2 separate regions of the Homo sapiens genome follow, and region 2 is linked to region 1. The links are chromatin loops, found by intact Hi-C in ENCODE. Cell type or tissue: heart right ventricle. All regions are shown on one strand. Each heading gives the region's core, and the rest is flanking DNA. Links, peaks and the distances in the headings are about the cores only.

Region 1 (7,695 bases), core at 1,674-6,673:
ACCGACATTGCGTAGGACCGACATTGGGTAGGACCGACATTGCGTAGGTCCAACATTGGGTAGGACTGACATTGCGTAGGACCGACATTGCCTAGGACCGACATTGCGTAGGACCGACATTGGGTAGGACCGACATTGCGTAGGACCGACATTGCCTAGGACCGACATTGCGTAGGACCGACATTGGGTAGGACCGACATTGCGTAGGACCGACATTGGGTAGGACCGACATTGGGTAGGACCGACATTGCGTAGGACCGACATTGGGTAGGACTGACATTGCGTAGGACCGACATTGCCTAGGACCGACATTGCGTAGGACCGACATTGGGTAGGACCGACATTGCGTAGGTCCAACATTGGGTAGGACTGACATTGCGTAGGACCGACATTGCCTAGGACCGACATTGCGTAGGACCGACATTGGGTAGGACGGACATCTTGACGGTATTAGGTCCTCTGATTCTCTATTTAGGTCTTAATGTCACTGTTTCACTTAATTTCAGTGTTTGGTAGTCAACATACTCAAGTCTTACACACCTTTTGTTAAATTTATCTGTAGAGATTTCATATTTTGATGTGATTTTTTCCATTGCTTAACTGTTCATTGCAAGCATATAGAAATATGGTTGGTTTTTTAATATTGAATTTATTTTCCTTCAACTCTCAGAGCTGGTTCCAAGCCTGACTTTTATTCACTGTTGCCTCTGAACACCTGGGTTGAATCTTCTACTCTCTGCATCCTTTGAACTTGTTTAAAATGTGCATGAGCAGCTGTCCCCTGCCCATTTTACGGAGTAGTGAGGGTCGAAGGAGCCCTTTGAGAAGGAAGCATTCTAGGCCTAAAGTACTAAATTGTTTACACAAATATCACAGATCCTGGTCCACCCAGGCCCTAGTGCTCGGCCAGCATTTGGTCCTGTGACAGAGCTGAGCACCAGGGGAAAGTCGGAAGAACTGTTTAAAAATGCTTAATAGCATGGTTCAAAGTTGTGTGCCATTTTTTCCTCAGACTCGTTTACTTTAAGGAAACAAAGCTATAGAGGGTGAGTGCTAGATGGGAAAACCATGGCTGTGGCTCCGTTTTTGAAGTCTGCAACATGTTACACCATTTCTTCTGGTTTCCAGCCCCTTCTCATCCCATTTATGTTTTATTTGGACTGTTTTTGATACACCAGAAATCAGTGACAGCAATAGAACAGCTGTTATCCAGCAGCCCTGACTTAATTTGACACAGCAGTGACTCAGAGTGTGGTCTTTCGGTGCAGCTATCTCCAACAATAAGCATGAAAAGAAACATTAGAGAGCTTTTAAAACACTTTTATTTTTAAGGTTTTTTTTTTTTTTTTTTTTTTCTGAGACACGGTCTTCTTCCATCGCCCAGGCTGGAGCGCGGTGGTGCCATCATGGCTCACTGCAGCCTCCATCTCCCGGGCTCAGTGGATCCTCCCACCTCAGCCTCCCGAGTAACTGGGACTACAGGGGTGCACCATTACACCTGGCTAAAAATTTTAAATATTTAGTAGTGTTCTGTTTTCTAATTCATGTTATTCCCGTGGATGGCCCAGTCCTGAGGGCCACCCCTGCCCAGTGGTGCTCAAGGCTTCACAAGACCTGACCCTTCCCAGTGAACGCTGACTATACTGGGGCCGAGCATTTGACTGCAACACAGCCAGTTCACATGCTGGTAAGCAGCCTGGGACCTATGCTTGTGAGTGAAGACTGGGCCACCAGGTCTGTATTATCAGGTGAACACCCAGAGAGGCACACAGACCCTGTGTGAGCAGACGTCGTGGTGGGAGAGGAAGGGGCCCCACACAGCTGCCCCGCACCCACAACCCTGATGGACAAGCTGTGCCCACCTTTTTGGGAGGACCGACGCCCTGCAGTCTGATCAATACCCGCAGCTCTTGGCCGTTGGCTGTGTCACAGCTGCCTGGAGGCCTGGCCCCTAGATTTCTGATGAAGAACTGACTTTGAGAACTACTGCTCTACAAAGATGACAATCCAGTTTTATTGTTGACATATCACTAGTGAGTCGGCGTGATCTGTTTGGCAACTAGGTGCCTGCACACAGGCACACATACATGCACACCCAGGTAGATGCGCACACATCTGTGCTCACTCAGATGCACACACAGGCACACGTACGTGCACACCCAGGTAGATGCACACACAGGCACATGTACGTGCACACCCAGGTAGATGCACACACAGGCACACATAAGTGCATACACAGGCACAGACATGCACACACAGGCACACACATGTGCACACACAGATGTGAACACATACATGCACACACGCACAAATACATGTACACACACTGGCAGACACAGGAATGCATGCACGCACTCATACATGTACACATACACATGCATGCACACACTCATAGATGTACATAGAGACACAGGTACACATACACGCACACAGGTGCACACATGCACACACATGCACACTCACTGGGCTGGACTGGGGGGCAGGTGTGGGCTTCAGTGCATCTGCATCTGGATCCTCCATAGCTGTTCCTGGCTCCAGGCTTGCCTGTGGCTCAGTGACTCAGAACCACCTGGGAAAACTGTAAAGCTGGGGTGCTCGGCTCCCTGGGGGTCTGGCCTAGCTGGTCCGGTGGCAGGGTTGGAGTGCACTGGGAGCTCTGCGGCAGACCCTGCACAACTCTGTGACTCGCTGGCAACAGGCTCGCCTTGTCTCGACTCCTTGCCTCGACTCCTGCCTGTCCTTCCTTCCTCTGTGAAAGGCACGTCACAGTCCAGTCCTCCTCAAAGTGTGGCCCAATCCGCATCCCCTGGGTGCTGTCAGAGCTGCAGACACCAGGCCCGGCCCTGTGCTCAGGCAAGTCCCTGAGACAGGGATGCGTGGCTGAGACGCCGACAGACACATCTCTTGGAGGCTTTGAGAAGGAGCCGATGGCTGTCCCTAGCAGAGAACGACCCTTCAACCCAGGCAGGAAGCCCATCTGAGACTCCATGTGCTGGACCCCAGTGCCTGTGCTATGGCGTCTCATCACAGACACTAGTGCGCAGGCTGGTGATACAGATGCCGCGGCCAGCCTGGAAGGAGCCGCCTTGGGGACGAAGATACTTCTGAGGACCCCTGGAGGCCTCTTTCTTCCTGGCCCCTGGCTGGCCTCACCCTTAGATGACGGTGCTGGAGGAGGGGAAGTGCAGTGCAGCGGACACAGATGGTGGTCCAGGTAAGAAGCGTCACCCCGACAGTGCCTGGGGGCCCAGCTCAGGGATGCCTGCTGCAGACCACCTTTCCTAGAAGCTCCACCTGAAAGGTTTTTTTTGAGACAGGCTCTGTTGCCCAGGCTGGAGTGCAGTGGCATGATCTTGGCTTACTGCAGCCTCGAACTCCTGGGCTCAAGTGATCCTCCCACCTCAGCCTCCTAAGCAGCTGGGACCACAGGTGCACACCACCATGCCTGGCTAATTATTTTTGTAGTACAGGGTCTTGCCGTCGAACTCCTAGCCTCCCGAAGCACTGGGATTACAGGTGTGAGCTGCCATGCCCAGCCCTGAATGGTTTTTAAGGCGTGCACACACAGTCTTAGAGCTGGATTTTTCCAAAGCCGGCTATTTCAGCCCTGCTCCACGGGCTCGTCAGGTCCCTTTGACTAGGGGTCTGTGGCTGCCAGAAACAGGTTTGGAGGCCGGGACGTGACCTCCTGCTGAGGGCTGACCAGCTTGCTGGGGAGAGACCCGGCAGGGAGACTCACTGGCCCTACAGCTTGCTGGGGAGAGACCCGGCAGGGAGACTCACTGGCCCTACAGCTTTCCCTGCAGCTGGGCCTGGCGCAAAGCAGCTCAGACTTCAGCCTCGCAGGCCACACCCCTCCCCATCGGTGACTGCTGCCCTGAGTGAGGCCGGCACACGGCCCCCTCCTGCGTTGTCTCCAGGTCTCTGTCCACTGATCTCTATCCTGGCAGCCTCTGCCCTGCCTCGCCAGTGCCTGCTGGAGGTCAGGGGGCGGCTGTGGGCCTGGGCACGTGAGGGGCAGTGACTGTGCCCGCTTGGATGTGTGCATGGAGTGGGCAGTGCAGGAGCCCAGCGAACAAGGAGCATGGGGCTGGCATTTGGCCTGGGAGGCCTGGCGCATCTTCCTCTTCCTGCCCTCAGCGCCTCTGCTCCGCTTTCTAGCCATGTCGCACTCGGGGATAAAACCGAGGACATTTGGGGAAATTCTTGGCATCACGTATTGGAAAGGCAAAGGGGTCCCAGGCTCCATCTTCGGGTGCTGTGGCCTGAACTGTGGAGCTCAGACCTCCCCACGCCCCGGTTGCCTCGTGCAGACAATTGGGCCAGGAGGGGGTTCTGCATGCGGCAGATCCAGCCACTGCCAGGGCACCCAGAACCACGCGCGCAGGTTCAGTGTCAGTGCCAGAGAAGCCCGGCCCAGCCGTCCCTGTCCGTGTGGTTGTGGCTTCAGCAGACCTGCCAGTGGCCAGTGCTGCCTCACGAGGGCGTCTGTGGCCAGGCTCACCAGAGACTGGAAAGTTCCCGGAGGACAGGGGGACGGACACCACGCCAGCTGGAGCGATCTTCTGGTGACGAGGCGGCTCCACCATCCAGTGGCAGCTCCTTGATGTTCTTACTGTCATCGTCCCCAAAAATCCCAACAGAATTCCACGTCAGGAAACAAAAAGGAAAGACACACCCGTGGCGAAGGCCCCAGCCCCACCCCCTGCCCAGATAGACAGCCATCGGCGTGCGACAGAGACCCAGGAGAGGCTCCCTTGCCCCCTGCGTCCACACTGGGTGAGCCTGCAGCGCTGGGCAGGGCACCATGGACACCTGGCGAGGAAACGCAGCGGCAACATCTGCCTGCGCAGCCTGTGGCGGGGGCTGGTGTCGAAGGGCGCATGGGCCTTGCAAAGGGGCCCCAGCCAGCGCCCCCTGGCCCCGGAGCAGAGCTCTGCAAGGTAGGACTTCCCCGCGGCCTCCCAGGGCCATGTTTGGTTTTGCTGCCATTCTGGGAAGGCTGTGTGCCTCGCAGTTGTGCTCTGGGCCGAGTTTGTCTTCCTGACCCGTCACAGCAGCCTCAGCACTTTAATCCCGTCCAACGTGGCAACATCAAGGCACGTCCGTCAGGGGGACCTTTGAGCCCAGCGGGGCCAAGCGGCCTCCCAGCTGGAGCGCACAGAGGACAGCCAAGCCGACGTCCCCCTGCCCCAGAGTGGCCTCTGGAGCCAGCGCTGTCTCGGCAAAACATCACCCACCAAGTTATGTTCATGTTGGTTTTTAATTACATTTGTTTTATTTGCGGCTATTCGGCTTTATGGCGGAATACAAGTCAGCAAGAGCTTGTGCCCAGTTTTATTAAGCTGTTTGTACAGCATAAGTAGCCATTAAATCAAAACCCTGGGCAGTGGCAAGACTTTCGTTTCTGTTAAAGAGGGTCTGTGTGTGATTTCAGTCTGAGAAACACTGGGCCCCCGTGCTCCACGGTGACCACCTGCCACACGTGGGTGGTTTGGCAAGAGAAGCCATGTGGTGTTTCCTCCGAGTCCACACCAGGATGATGGTGCGTTAGCGATATGTGGTCAGAGGACACATCACCGTCAGAATTAACCCCGCCCGTCTCACGTTGCTTTTTAATGTGACTCCCAGGAAGCCTAGGATCCCCTGCGCAGCGCGTTCTGTGTATGGAGCAGCAGCACGAGCTGAGGCTCTGCTCCCGGTCCTTCCCTAGACCCCCTGCAGCTGCTGCCACCCTGGGTGCTGACCCTCCAGCCAGGGGTCTCGGCTTGGGCCCTGCAGGAGCGTGTGGCCCGGTCCCATCACCAGCGGGTCTCTGTGTCCAGCTGCACCAGCTCCTTCGGCTGGGGCCCTCCAAGGATGGCTGGGGCTGTGGGCGGCTCCAGGCCGGCTTCTGCCGTGCACCTGGTTTCTAACCCACCCGGAGCCATCCTACTTCCTAAGCTCTGTCCAGCGCCCAGTGGCTGGCCCAGCCTGGGATGAGGAACGTAACGGGGATGTGAGGTCAGTGTGGGGAGAGTGAGGGGCCTCCCAGGGCGGCTCCCACATCCTGCCTGTCCTGGCAGCCTCCCAGCCAGAACTCCTGCGGGGTGAGTCTGAACTTCCATATGGACCTCCGCCTGCTCCCGCCTCTTTGCCATTCAACCCCCGGAATCTGTGAAAAACAAAATAAAACTAAAACCCAACTCTCACCAGGCACGGTGGCTCACGCCTGTAATCCCAGCACTTTGGGAGACCAAGGCAGGTGAATCACTTGAAGTCAGGAGTTTGAGACCAGCCTGGCCAACATGGTGAAACCCTGTCTTTACCAAAAATATAAAAAATTAGCCAGGCGTGGTAGGGCACGCCTATAATCCCAGCTAATTGGGAGGCTGAGGCAGGAGAATCGCTTGAACCCGGGAGGCGGAGCTTGCAGTGAGCCGAGATCGCGCCACTGCACTCCAGCCTGGGCGACAGAGCGAGACTCTGTCTCAAAAAAAAAAAAAAAAAAAAAAAAAAGCACTAGTAGAAGCTGCCACCAGAGAGAGGCTCACATCCAGTTTTCACAGGACGCAAGAACTTTGCAGCAATGGCTGTGATTTCGCCCGTGGCTGGAGGATGTCTCGAGTCTGGACGCTGCCTCGGTGCGTGCAGCCGGGCTGGTGAGCCTGTTTCCCGCAGTCTGTGCTGCGCCCCAGGGATCTAGCAATGGCCGGCACCGTCCCCGCCTGCAGAGGACCTGGCAGCCAGGCAGAGCGCGTGTCAGCCCCAACACCGCAGACACCAGGGATTTGTTTCTGACAATCTGGAGGCTGGAAGTTCCGGGCCAAGGTGCCGGCCGACCTGGTTCCTGGAGCCACCTCGCGCCTTCCCTCTGCACAGGCAGGGAGCACGTGGTGTCTGTTCTTCTCCTGGAGGCCACGGCCCATGGGATCAGGACCCCACACTCCCGGCTCAGTTACCCTAACTACCTCTGAAAAGGCTGCGTCTCCAAATACCACACGTCGAAGCTGAGACTTCAGTGAATGGATTTGGGGGATGCGGTGCTGCCCGTGGCTGCACCTGTGACAGCTGAGGAAGGGACAGGTCTGGGGTCTGAGAGGAGGGCGGGGTGGTTCTGCAGAAAGTGGGGAGGAAGAGGCAGTGCGTTTAGGTAGGGCCTCAAGGAGCAGGTGGACTCGGCCGCGGACAAGGCGAAGTCATCCAGCAAACATGGAGCAGCGTCGTGTGCGGAGACACAGGGACCCTGGTAGCCTGAGGCCTGAGAGCCGGCTGGGGGCAGGCGTGGGGTGTCCACCCAAACGGCTGCACAGAGGGTCTGAGCTGACCCTGAGGGCAGTGGGCAGTGATGTCAGATTTACATTCAAGGCGGTCTCCTGGGAGAAGAGAAAGGCCTGGACCCCGTGCTGGCCACACCCTTACCCGAGACGAGGACCCCCGCCCCACCCCGCCCCCGCACCACAGGCGCCCATGGGAGTCAGCAGAGGCTGGAAGTCGTGGTTGCCTTTGAGCGGGGGAGGGAGGGCGGGGTGGAGGGGCCACGCTTCCCCCTGCATACTTCCCCCTGCATACTTTGGGGTCTTTGGTGCTGTGCACAGTTCTTGCCTATGAAAAGAGTAAAGTAAGTTAGCTGGGTGCAGTGGCTCACACCTGTAATCCCAGCACCTTGGGAGGCTGAGGCAGGCCTACTGCTTGAGCCCAGAAGGCTGAGGCTGC
Region 2 (7,695 bases), core at 1,346-6,345, 190 kb after region 1:
TGTGGGGTGCTGTCTCCCTAAACTAGGGGGAAATGGCATTATTCTGCCCTCCTCCCTGGGAACGCTGGGGTTTCTGGGTCTCTAACTTGGCTCCCACGCTGGGAGAGTGGCTGTGGCTTCTGGAGCCTGTTTTGTGAGGGACTGACTCCTTCACTTACTTTATTCCACACGGTCTTCGCCGCTTTATGATGCAAGGATGAGGGAGGTGGGCCCGGGGGCCGTGCCTGTGCCTCAAAGGCTCGATGCAGAAAGTCGTTGTTGGAAGGATGTTCCTTGAGGCAGTCTTTTCTACTTTTAACAGAAAAGTAACTATTCACATGGCTCTATTCTGCTAGTGATGTTTCAAAATAATTGATGCAGAGTTACAAAGATGTCGGAGACACCCATGACCCACTCCGGGCTGGGGCCAGGCCTTCTGCTCAGATGCCTTCAGACCACATTCAGATGCCAAAGATTCTTGCTTGGTTATTCTCAAACTTAAGAGAATCTAAAACACAAGCCACGGTGTGGATTTTCTCTTGAGCTCTCATGCCTTTAATTGCTTTGTATTTGGGGAATGAATGACTTCATCAAGGGGAAAGAATTTGAGGAAGCAGCCTCTGAAGCTAGGAGGGGGTGGGGAGGGGTGGCGTGAGGAGCAGAGGGAAGAGGAGCTGTGGGGGGAGGAGCCAGGCTGGGGCCTCTCCCCATGATGCTCCCCTACCCCTGTCGCGAGGCCTCGGACTGAGACTGACTTTCCCACAGGAAATGCATGTGATGATTGCATGTCGGTTTTGTGGGCTGGCCATATGGATTGAGGGAATGTCCATGTTGTGATTCTTCATTGATTTGAAGGTTGGAAAGGTTTGTGCTCAATGCAGGGGTCTCTTGGTGCGATGGGAAATGTGATCGCAGCTGCCCTCGGGGTGGGAAGAGAGGCCCTTGGTGGCCGGTGCCGGCTTTCACCTTCCTGGGTGAGCTGCCCTTGGGGTGGGGAGGGAGGCCCTCGTGGCCCTTGGTGGTGGCCGGTGCCGGCCTTGGCCTCCCCCAGTGAGTGCTGCTCCATCCCTGGTGTCTCCGACTCTTTGCCTGGCACTTTCCTCGTGGGAGGCCGTGATCCATCAGCCTTGTCCACGCGTGTCCTGCAGACTTGTGCTGACTCTGCAGGTCCAGCGGTGGTTAGAGGAGGCCCTCCTAAACGTTTAATGATGGCGCTGCTGAGTGCATGAAGCCACGTCAGCCCCAGAGTCCAGGTAGGGAACCGTGGGGTAGAGGGAAGAGTGGACAGATGGGTGCTTTCCTTGGCCCCTGGGGGCATGGCCAGGTCCACGTTCAGACCTCCTGGTTTCTCCCGTATTTCCATAAATAGCCAGGAAAGGACTCAGGACCCCTAGGACCTCATGGGTGTAAGCTGTGTCCTCGTGTGGCCCCAGCTGTGGCCAGTGACGTTATTCTCTTTAACCTCAAGCTTATTTTGTATAAAAACATGAAGGGACAGAAGTAGTTCAGGAGCCTCTGAAGACTTACGTAATTGTTAGTAGGCCTACTTTTATGATTTCTTACGTATTAAGAGCAAATCATGAAACAAACTCATTTCTGTTTGAAGGAATCTTTACTGTTCTCATTTTTGTGGCAAGTGACATTGATTCTTTGCATAGTGACAGCGTTAGTGCACTCCTGCCCAGCCCTGCTGCCCAGCGTGTCCTCGGCACACACCTCTGTCCATTGGTCTCCATTCACCAGGTCTCCATTCACCTTTCCACCTAGAATTGTAGGGGGGCACTGGGATATTGGGGCTAGAAGGAAACTCTGAAGACCACTTCTAGGGGCAGCTTAGTCAGGGCTCTCCAGAGAGACAGAGCCAGCCCGGTGTGTGTGTGTCCAGGGGGAGGCTTGCTGCAGGGGCTACGGAGGCCAAGAAGCCCCAGGACCCACTGCCTGCAACCTGGAGGCCTGGGAGGGTGTGGCTCAAAGGCTTGAGAAGCGGAGGGTGCAGATCCCACCCAGGTCTGAGGAGCTGAGACCCAGGAGCACCGGGGGCAGAAGACGGATGCCACTGGCCTGCAGCCAGACAGGTGGAGCGAGCCCAGCCTTCCCCGCCTTGCTGTTTTACTCGAGCCCTGGAGCCCTGGGTGGACAGGGTGGTGCCCCCTACACTGGCGAGGATGGGTCTCCACTTAGTCTCCACTCAGTCCAGAGGCAAACACACATCTCACACAGAAATAATGCAGAACCAGCCACCTGGGCACCCCGGGGCCCACTCAGGTCGATACACAAAACCAATGCCACGTGTGGCCCTCATGTCTGCATGTTCGCGTCACTATGCGCATTGCTCAGTCATCGCCTTGGTGAGCTTGAAAGCTCATTGTGTGGTTCTGGGTGTCTTTGTCCTGGGCAGTGGTGGTGATGACAGGCTCCCCACCACCCCAGCTCAGGCACAGGTGATGCCACCAATGGCTCCTTATTTCTCAGACGCTTGAGCCGGGTGCTCTGTGAAGCCAGTTCCACTTCCCGCAGCATCTGTTCCCTATGCCGATTCCATTCACAGTATGTGCCTTCCTTCCTTGGGGTGCAGCCTTCTGTCAGGGAGGAACTGTGTCCTATTCACCTACGTCTCCTGTGATGTATCTCATGGCTGAATAAGTACCTATAGGATACCTCGGTGGCAGAATGATAGGTTCATTGGAAGGAAAACTTAATACTTTTTTTTTTTTTTTTTTTTTTTTTTTTTTGAGATGGAGTTTCGCACTGGTCGCCCAGGCTGAAGTGCAATGGCATGATCTCGGCTCACTGCAACCTCTCCCTCCCAGGTTCAAGTGATTCTCCTCCTTTAGCCTCCCAAGTAGCTGGGATTACAGGCACCTGCGCCCGGCTAATTTTCGTTAGAGATGGGGTTTCACCATGTTGGCCAGGCTGGTCTTAAAGTCCTGATCTCAGGTGATGCACCCACCTTGGCCACCCAACGTGCTGGGATTACAGGCGTGAGCCACCGCACCCAGCAACTTAATATCATTTTTTATCATTTATAATGGGCTTGTTCAATACTTAGGTTACTTTTATTTTTTAAAACGTTATCTGTGACCTTTCAGCTTTTCATAGCACTTCTCGCGTGAATCTTTAAAAAAGGTCCTTTAGCCGTGGGGAAGGAGTTATCCGTTTGAGCAGAGGGAGGCGGAGGAACAGGCCTTAGTGGGTCTGAGCACAGGCAGTCACCCCAGCCTTGGTGCTTATTTACGTCTGTTTTCCATTCACCATAGCAGTGTCCACTCTTTGTCGGCTTAAAAATAAGCTTTTTCCTCCGCTTTCTAATCAGAACAGTTAGTTTGTTAACCATCCCTTTATCAAGAACGATGGCTGTCAGGCCTCAGATTATGACACAAGTAGTAAGTGCGGCTGACCCTGAACAACATGGGCTTGAGCTTCGAAGGATCATTTACGTTAATTTTTTTTCCCAACCAAACCCTTATTGAAAAAACCTGACTTTGTGGAGGGCCGACATTTCCTACATGCAGCTCCACAGGGTGGGCGCGGGTCCTGCGGACGCGTGGATTTCGGTAAACCCGGGGTGTCCTGGAACCGATGTCCCTGTGTAGATGGAGGGACAACTGGAGCTTTTTAAAAGTTTGTGTCCTGCCTTGTTCTAAAAAGGCTTCAAGGTAGATGCAAAATCATTTCATTCTTTCAGTTCTCTTGGTGGGATATTGATGTTTGTTCTTCAGTGTCTCAAATCCTGAGTGAGAAGAGTTAGTGCTTCAGGGACAAAGCCACAGTCTGGAAACACATATTGAGATACTCACTTTTTCTTCATGGTTTCACAAAAGGTTGTGGTCATATTTTATTCAGTTGAACCATAGGAAACTGCCAATATTTGGCTGTTTTTGGCCTACAAAATGGCAAGTTTGTATATTAAAACCAAAGGCTTCCTGGATGGGGAAAATAGGAACTAATAAGAACCTGAAGTTTTCTGTCATGGCCCACGAGTCACAGGTGAGTAAACCTGCGTGAGGGGACGTTGGCTGTACAGTATTTTCTTTGTTTTGAGACTGTCAGAAAAAGGTCAGTTTGATTCCGTGTGGGCCCTGCGCCTCGCCTTTGCTGCAGAGGGGATTTGCCATTTTACCTCTTGTCCCGAGTGCCCAGGAGGCTGATGCCATGTAGAAGACCTGCGGGTCGGTGGATGTGAACGGGCATCGGACACACTGCACCTTGGGACACATCTGAGAAGTGCGTGCTTTGCACCAGGTCTGCGGTGAGGGCGTGTTCTGTCTCCTCTCCCTTCTCTGGCTTTGCAGGCCTTGGAAGTTGGTCCTGGGAAGTGAAATTAGCTAATGCTAATTAGCTCAAGGTCAAAGCCCGAATCAGGCTCATCATTTCCTGCAGTGTCCACAGCAGCAGGTCGTAAATTCGACATGATCTGAACCCGGAGAGTCGAGATTCCGCCCTGGTTTGCGGCTCGGTTGTGTGTGGTCTTGAGAAAGTGAACATGGGTTTTCTTGACTCTGAGGGGGCCGACGAGACCTGCCCTTCACTAGGGGTGTTGAAGCATTGGGCCTTCCTGTCAGGAAGCAGCCAGGGACTCGAGAAAGCACCACGTGCCCTCCAGTTCCCTTACGTTGAAATGGTTTATACTCAGCCACGTTCCCTTATGTTAAAATGATTTGTACTCAGCCATGTTCTCTTACGTTGAAATGGTCTGTACTCGGCCATGTTCCCTTACGTTGAAATGGTTTGTACTCGGCCATGTTCCCTTACGTTGAAATGGTTTGTACTCGGCCATGTTCCCTTATGTTGAAATGGTTTGTACTCGGCCATGTTCCCTTATGTTGAAATGGTTTGTACTTGGCCATGTTCCCTTATGTTGAAATGGTTTGTACTCGGCCGTGCCAGGTCATTTTGGGAGGTAAGTGGGGAGTTTCATGTGGGGTTGTGCAGTATTCTTAGGTGTCAGGTGTGAGAGTTGAATTTGTAGAAGCTGTGCAGATAGGAAAGGGCCTGGCAGGAGTGCTATTTACATGGAGCTGACTTAACCGAGGTCTGTGCTCTCCCTGGGTCCATGTCTGGCCGTTCTCTCCCAGTCTGCAACGGGACCTTCACGTGACTCAGCACCGTCGGCCCCTCTGTCATCCCACTGCGTAAACGTCTGAGGATCTGTGCACGGCTGCTCTGTTAGTGAGTTGTGATAATGAACTGAGAAACGGTGAACACACCCTGAATTGGTTGGCACTGGTTCCACGGCCAGTTCCGCCGTGGTTGGAGTCATTCATGATAAAGTGTGCTGGACTCCTACACAGAGCTCTGAAATTCAGAGGCCCTTTAACTCGGCAGCTAACCAGCTGCTGCTTTCAGAAGACATTCGAGTCCCCTTTACCTGCCAGGGTGACCCTGGGAATTTGAAGGTGAGTGAGACAAGCTCTCCCTTTCTTGTGGACTTTACTGTCCAGAGGGGAGACGGATGTGGATGGTAAAGGAGGCCCTATCGGAGGTCAGTGCATGTCGGTTTTATTTCTTCAGCACTTGCTGTGTTCAGGTGGTGCCCCAGGCCGTGTGCAGAGCATCTGGGGACCCCGCCCGTGACATCCCAGGCACAGCTAGGATATGTGCCGTCTCCATGCTTGGCCCAGCTTTTGGGGGGAAGTACCGAGGAGGGCCCCTGCCTCTGCTGGAGAGGGTTGGAAGTCAGGGCAGCCTTCCACGAGGAGATGATCGCCAGCTGATTTCTCCAGAAAGGGTGGGGGGGGGGGGGTCCCGCGTGGGCAGAGCAGGGCGGCATGCACAGACCCGGGTGTGGGGTCTGCTGGGAGACAGCGGGGGTGAGGTGTGAAGGCAGTTGGAATTTACAGGATAAATTATCACTAAGGTGATGTTGGGAAAACATATAAAATTGGGACTCTCTGGGGTAAACGTGGACTTAGGGTTACACTGGGCGTGGGTGTTTGCAGGCTCTGAAGTCAGATTTAGGAAAGTGGGGCAGAGCTGAGCCCCAGATGACGATGAGACCACCCCGGGGGGATGTTGAATGAGGCAGGGATGGAAACCCAGTGAGTGTCCTGGGGTTGGTCCTGCAGGAAGGCGGCAGAGGAGACCAGTGCCCTCAAAGGTGTGGGGACTGCCTCTCAGTGCTGGGATTGCAGGCATGAGCCACCGTTCCCGGCCACTACTGGCATAATTTGTAAGCTACTCTCTCATACCCACTCCCATATATATATTTTTAAAACCAGTTTTATGGCTGTATTTCTTCCAAGAGAACCAAACTGTTACCTGTTTGAAGTACAAATAACAGTGACCTCGTGTTTAAAAACCAAAAATGCCATTTTGCACAGAAGTTTCCAAATACCCAGTTGGTTTGAGCCTTGCAGTGTCATACCTGCTCTCAGATTTCTACACGAGCAGGGACGGCTCGTACATCTTCAGGTTTCCATTCTACTAACTTAACTGGAGCTGTATTCTCATGGTATTTATTTTGAAGCTTGTCAAAGGAACAGTTGGGAAAAATTTCACATTTTTAGAATTTTCATAGTAATAGTTATAATTTACAAAGAATTAAAAATAGTGTTGTCATTATTTTGCTTTTTTCTAGATGTGCCTCCAAACAGGGTTGCTAATTAGTTTCTGAATCCCAGGAATTCAGAACCATACCCTTTCTAAGCAGACACCTGTAATCGAGGAATTCCACCTAGTCAGTTCACTTTAAGCATTTTAAAAATATTTTCTTTATGCTAGTTGGTACCTGTGGCTATAGTTTATTTTCACTGCTGAGGAATATTCCATGGTGGGAACAAACCGTCATTCATCTGTTTTCGTATCGATGGACATTTGGATTATTTTGGGAGGGTATGTATGTCTATTCAGCCTTCATTTTTTTCAGGATTTTTTGTAGAAGATAATGTGGTGATATAACATCCGCTGCTACGGAGGCAACATGAGCCCTCATTACAGCCACACAAACTGTCACGCCTTGTTACCAATACACAGAACCATTTTCTTCAGTTGAAACACAGCAGAACCTGAAGTCATCTGAATGGGTCCTCCGATTATTACACTTGGAATTCACTTTATATTAATATGCTTCCTAATTAGCAGAAATATCAATTATACAGAAATGTGAGAATGTCTAATTATACGTTTATAACAGAAAAAAACCTCTTGTTGAATACCCCAGAACACATGGCTATGAATGTGTCTCCCTCATGCCCTACCACTGTTTTCTTCGCTTGAAATGTGAAATGACACTTGAATATGGTTTTCTGGCGACTTAGACTCGCATCGTTCTTCAGAGACAAGATGTAAAGCACATGGAGACTTTCTGCTGTTTGTGGAATGTGATTTCCTGGTCGCCTCATTCAGGCCGCCGCTGTCTTCCCCTCTGGCTGCCTGCACTGTGGGACGTCTGAGGAGAGGTCCCTGTTTCATCCTGTGGAAGTTCTGAAAAGGAAGGAGAGGAGGGTGTGGGGTGTGGTACCTTTGTGTTGGTCCCTTGAGCTTTTATTTGGAGTCTCGGTTACCTTGGTGGTTCCTGCCTTCATGTCCCTAGCTGGTGGCTTCGTCCTTGTGTCTAACTCACCGGCAGGCAGATGAAAAGGGAAGTTGTATTTAGCCAACAGCTTGATCTTATTCTCAAGGCTCAAATCGACTGGGTATTTGTAAACTTCTGTGCAAATTGGCATTTTTGGTTTTTAAACATGATGTTTTATTTGTACTTCAAATGGGTAACTGGTT

What was found. Peaks named below come from ENCODE experiments on the same cell type or tissue, not always from the same donor. Only the 100,000 strongest peaks of a DNase experiment are listed, where the experiment ranks them.
Region 2: a loop joins it to region 1, with 2.7 times the contacts of the local background. A loop is called at or near these places in 31 of 110 quality-filtered maps.

What each region holds. Positions count from the first base shown.
Region 1 is chr10:786,394-794,088 of GRCh38, reverse strand. No RefSeq gene overlaps it. Among named protein-coding and RNA genes, the nearest start is that of DIP2C, 100 kb to the right of the region's middle. RefSeq lists a cis regulatory region at 5,115-5,128 and enhancers at 5,050-5,194, 5,490-6,411. In heart right ventricle, for the core only: a CTCF peak has its summit at 4,486; DNase peaks (open chromatin) are centred at 4,488, 4,958 and 5,978; H3K4me3 peaks cover 1,747 bases.
Region 2 is chr10:591,513-599,207 of GRCh38, reverse strand. The region is part of intron 1 of DIP2C (disco interacting protein 2 homolog C); the gene reads left to right. Among named protein-coding and RNA genes, the nearest start is that of DIP2C-AS2, 33 kb to the left of the region's middle. In heart right ventricle, for the core only: no CTCF peak of the experiment used is centred there; no DNase peak of the experiment used is centred there; H3K27ac peaks cover 633 bases.